Regions from separate parts of the Mus musculus genome. Here region 2 is linked to region 1. Evidence: chromatin loops called from intact Hi-C (ENCODE). Cell type or tissue: heart. All regions are shown on one strand.

Region 1 (2,500 bases):
AACTCCTTTTGAGATGAAAACTAAAAAAAAAAAAAAAAAAAAAAAAAAAAAAAAAAAAAAAAAAAAAAAAAATCCTAGGGCAGGGAGACCTCATCTCACTAATCTCACTAAATAACAATAAAAGAAAGCCAGCAAAAGAGGGACTGTGGTCCTGTCCACAAGCACACACTCCAACCCCCTCCGTCCCTCTGGGTCAGAAAGACCCTTGGTTGGATCCTTCAGCTGATTTTATCACAACTCCCACTGAATAAAGAAAGCCCCACTAAGTTGCCGTGGGCATCTCCTCAGCCTTGCTGTCTTCAGTGTAAACATTCCTTTGGGTCTTTCCTTCTATTCTTTCTTTTTCATGTTTCACAGAGTTTCCTCCATGGGATAATTTTGTGATGTCCCTTATCCTGCTACCTCTTTTCTCTGGAGTCGCCCCTGCCCCATGCATCTCAACCCTGCTTAGGGCTGTTCTAGACATGCGGGCCTGACCCCTCCCAGTCCTTCCTCTGTTGTGTTTCTCTTCTTTGATGAGCTGGGACGAGAGAGACCTTCTCTATGTAACACACAATACAACATCTTCCCCTTCACTTCCAAGTTCAGGCATCTGCAATTATGTTACATTGCATAGCAAGTGGGAATAAGGATTCATCATCAGCTAGCCTGACAGAGTTTTTCCTTAAAGTAAGGTTAACTCAGAGAGAGATGCAGAAGGTGGGGAGGGAGGAGCTAGACTGATAAGATGTAATAAGAACTTGACCCACAATTTCTGTTTTGGGAGATGGAAGAACAGGCTGGAAGCCAAGGAACATGGGTGGCCTCTAGTAGTTGGAAAGGGAAAGGAAATGGAGTCTCTTCATGAGCTTCCAGAAGGGAACACAGTTCTGCCAACACCTTGATTTTTTTTTTTTAACTCAGTGAGACCAGTTTCTGACTCCCAGCCTTCAAACCTGCAAGGTAATGAATCGGGATTGATGTAAGCCATTAAAGCGGCTGTGATCTGTTCCCACAGGAACAGCCCAGTTCAGCACTGCTTGTGGAATGCACAACCACTGCCAGGCTACCACAGGAGGCAGCCTGTTGTAGGCTCGTACTGCCCAACCCTATTCACAAGAGGAAGTTGAGTAGCAGGGCTCCACCTCCTCTCTGATTTAGTGAGGAGGAGCATTACCTATCTCAGAAAACGAATTCCAAGATTCAAGTGCATTGGTGCAACCCAGAGAATGGGAAAAAGGAAGGTCTGGGCACCCTAGGGTGTCTTCAGCAACAGTTGATAGAGGCAGAAGACCCCGGATCAGGGCAGAGATTAGTCCCTAACAGATATTGTTACATTAGGCCTCCACCTGTCATTGTCATTCTCTTCAAGAATTCACAGCTTTGAGACAAAAGGGGAGATGTAAAGAATTGTATCTGGGAGCTCACGTGCATATAAAGTTGCAAATAGTGGCAAATTGTGTGTTGTATGTATGCAGTTCAATGTTTTTTTTCCAACTATCTAAATCTTTGTCTTAGAACATGTGTTGTACTTAATGATGCACGTGGGACCCTGTCACCCCAGGCACCCCAGAGACGCGCATCCTCAGCGCCTCTTTGGGTCCCTTTCCCACTATGAAAGGGACGTGAAAAACCTCTGCACTTTTCCGATCTGGCTTGCCCAGGCCACCGAATCCTACCCTGTTGAGTGCTCAATAGTACGCTCAACTTTTGCACCAATCGCACTCTGGGCTCAGTCCCCAGACACAAACTTTTTGTGAATCCAAAGAGAACATCCAACCACAGGGAAAGACTTTCTGCCACTTCTTCAGCCGCTCAGTAGCTGCTCCAGGCATCGGTCTCCTGAAGCACCACCGCTCGGATACAGAGGGGAAGCGGGTGCTCCCGGGAGTTGCAAGCCAACCCAGCTTCTTGGCCCAGGCTCCAGCGCGTTCTGGAGATGTACCTTCCAGAGCCCTGCAGTAAGCTGGGGACACCAGGGACATGCACACCTAGGACAAGCAGATACACTCCTACCGTCGCCAGGCGCCACCTGCACGCCGGGCGCCGCCTGCAGCCTTCGGGCATCCGATTTAGGGGTGCCAGTGCAGAGACTCCCGCCTGGGCAAGCAGCCTTGGCGCACTATTCTGCAAAGAGTTAAGAGCCGGCTGTTAAGACTCCTGGGGCCGCGTCTGGTCCCCAGGCCCCGCTCACCGCTCCTGATTGGCTGATCTCCTGTCAGTAGTAAAGAGGATCAGATAGCAAACTTGGGACCTTCATAAAGGCGTGGTGGCGGTACTCCGCGACCGCTGGCAGCCTATGACATCAGCCAGGAACGCCTAGGATGCGGCTGTTCCCGGCCACCCTCAGAGGAGGAGGGTCCTGCCTGCTGGGAGTTAATTAGCCTCGCGAGCGGCGAGGGGGGAGGCGCCAGTTTTCTGGGGACACTGGCGGCCACTGTGCGTCCTCCTACCCAAGGGAGCTCCCCAAGAGTTGGATGAATTCTGGGTTGTTAGCTGCTGTCCTCTGGGCTCCCGGGAG
Region 2 (2,500 bases), 120 kb before region 1:
AAGTTAAGCAGCCAGGGATAATCACAAAAAAAGGGGGGGTTGGGATGAGGAAAGTCAGACTTGGGGACAAGAAAGGACTGGGAAATTTTGTGAGCCGATACCTTCTAGCAATGAAATTTTGGTTCTGGGAACAAAGCCTTCTATAGCCATCAGTTCTGATCAATGGCATCATCTGGAAGCATAATAGATAGTAAGATCTATGGCCAGTGTTGAACACTTGAAGACGTTTGTCCTTATCGTTTCCTAGAAAATACAGTGTACAACTATTTCTGTAGCTTTGACATTGGGTCGAGCATTACAAGTGATGCAGAGAAGAAAGTGTCAGTGGAAATCATCTCAGTGGAACGCAGAGACTGCCAAGTTCCAGGAAGTCCTGAGCTGCGGTCGATGTGGGCATTCTGGGGTATGATGATCAGTTCCACACAGATCTGCAAGGAGGAGGAACTGCCTTTTCTCTGGGGACTTGCCCAAACCCACAACTCCAGTTACTGCCCCACTTTCTGCCTTGAGCACACAGCTGCCCTTCCTGTCTTCCTTGGGAAGGGGACATGAAGAATCCTTATGAGCTCTAGATCTCAGTGTCCTGCAGAGAATGCCTTGGCTGTGGCCATGCCTGCTGGCCCTGCAAGAATTTGTGAACCCTTTGTCCCTTATGTCAGGAAAGGCTCTGGGACAGTTTATCTGCGGGATTGATCAGCCTGACCGCACAGTCTGGCTATTAGAAGAAGTAGACTCTTACAGTAAAACAATAGTTCTGATCCAGGACAACCAGTGACATCCAGAAGACAGAACACAGTGGTACCAGCTGAACTATTCTATTGGCTCTCTTTGATCTCTAAACCACACAGACACGAGACAGAAATCAGATATTGCCCACAACGGGAGGCCTGGCCTGAGAAAGGCACCATGTACCAAAGAAAGATGGCTCTAGCAGTCCTGGCAAATTTGTCACTATCATCAACTATAGTCAGGCTTTTTTGGCCATGGTGAGTTTTTCCAGGAGAAGGTCTTTCTATCTTTGATGTCCTTTAGCCCTTTCCTCTCAGGATGTCAGAGCTGGCAAATAAAATTACAGGCTACCTTCCTATTACACAGAACATGCCTGTAATAAAACAGTATTTGCTGTTCACTTGAAATTCAAAGTTGCCTCGTCTCCAGTGCATTGTCCCAATCAACCGAGTGAGGTCACACTCTGCTTTCTGTCGGCCACTGACGGTTCTGTGGCACTTGCTTGGCTTAATCAAGTCAGTGAGCTCTTGGGAACAACCGCTACCTCTCCTGACTCTTCATGAGGCTGGAAGAACATAGATGAATTCGTGTAAGTTTAATGGGCATAGACTACTTCGTGGCACAGTGCATTGCAAGCTGAGGCTTCTTAAGGGGGACTGAATGCTCTGCTCCACTGCACAGGCATCTGGCTTCTGGAATGATGTTCTACCCCGTGTCTATTCTCTCAGATCCTCAAAGCGACCAGCAAGGCTTAAGCGGGGCAGCATAATAGACAAGCATATGTGACCTTCACATGCAATCCAACATTTTCTAATAATGACCTTTAAAACATTTTTTTAAAAACCTAATAACTGGTTGTGTAGTTAGTTCATGCACAATACTGTTATTTCAATATGAAATCGAAATGAAGACATTACTAAAGAAATACTTCGAATTGTTTTAACATGGGGTCTTCGGAGTGCTGAATTTAACAATAACATTTCCAAGCACTGGCTGAATCCAGCTTTTTAAATTTAAACTGGTATTAAATTCACCTTTCAAGTACCCAAGATCTACAATACATTGCCCCAATAGTTGTTGGATCCCCGAAACCTTTTTAACTCCACTAAGTAGGCACACAAAACAAACCAACACCCAGACCTGTCTGCCCTGTCTGTAGTCCTCACACACCCACCCGGCTTCGTATATATTCCGCTCCCCTGCAAGTAAACTAAACATTCAAAGAAGCGTTTTCATTTGGAAGCCTGGCACCATCCATGTGTGTGACCTGACATCGTCCATGTGTGTGTCTGTCTTCTTTGGTTCTTCAGGTCCTAGCTTTAGAGATGTTATTCCGATGAGTCAGAGAAGCCCGCTCCCGAAGCATCCTGGAGACAGGACTAACCTCGCCGCCCACTGAACTGCTCTGAGCCAGTCTGAAAACATGAAGGCCCGAAACCTCCCCCGCAGTCCAAACAGTTTGTGGACTCTGTCTAAATAGTCTGCTGTCCTAACCACAACTGAGGAATTTAAGAGAGCATTAAAGTACTTTAATGAAAATGTTGTCATTCAAAGGCTAGGGGGAGGTGTGGAATATTCCTCCAGCCAGACTCGGAGGCCCTGGCAGGACTCCAGGCGAAGTGTCAGGATCCCCGGGATCAAAAGGTGATGGAGAGATGCATCGGAGGAGCCACTCTGATAGCTATGGTTTCCATCCTGGGGGGAAATTTGCTGCAGCCTTTGAAGAGCTCCCCAGCCACCCAGGCCCTGCGGGGAGAGGCCAAGGATTCCT

Evidence for each region. Hi-C counts contacts between places; a loop is a spot of excess contacts. Peaks named below come from ENCODE experiments on the same cell type or tissue, not always from the same donor. Only the 100,000 strongest peaks of a DNase experiment are listed, where the experiment ranks them.
Region 2: a loop joins it to region 1, with 2.0 times the contacts of the local background. A loop is called at or near these places in 3 of 42 quality-filtered maps.

Annotation. Positions count from the first base shown.
Region 1 is chr11:65,269,759-65,272,258 of GRCm38, reverse strand. It overlaps Myocd (myocardin), which reads left to right and starts at 2,270. Exons shown (of 13, transcript NM_146386.3): 1 at 2,270-2,500. It overlaps Gm30586 (a long non-coding RNA gene), which reads right to left and starts at 2,334. Exons shown (of 3, transcript XR_001780238.2): 1 at 1,996-2,334. In heart, CTCF peaks have their summits at 1,037 and 2,035; a DNase peak (open chromatin) is centred at 2,238; H3K4me3 peaks cover 1,779 bases; H3K27ac peaks cover 2,150 bases.
Region 2 is chr11:65,386,621-65,389,120 of GRCm38, reverse strand. No RefSeq gene overlaps it. Among named protein-coding and RNA genes, the nearest start is that of Gm12295, 100 kb to the right of the region's middle. In heart, a CTCF peak has its summit at 1,179; no DNase peak of the experiment used is centred here; H3K27ac peaks cover 1,894 bases.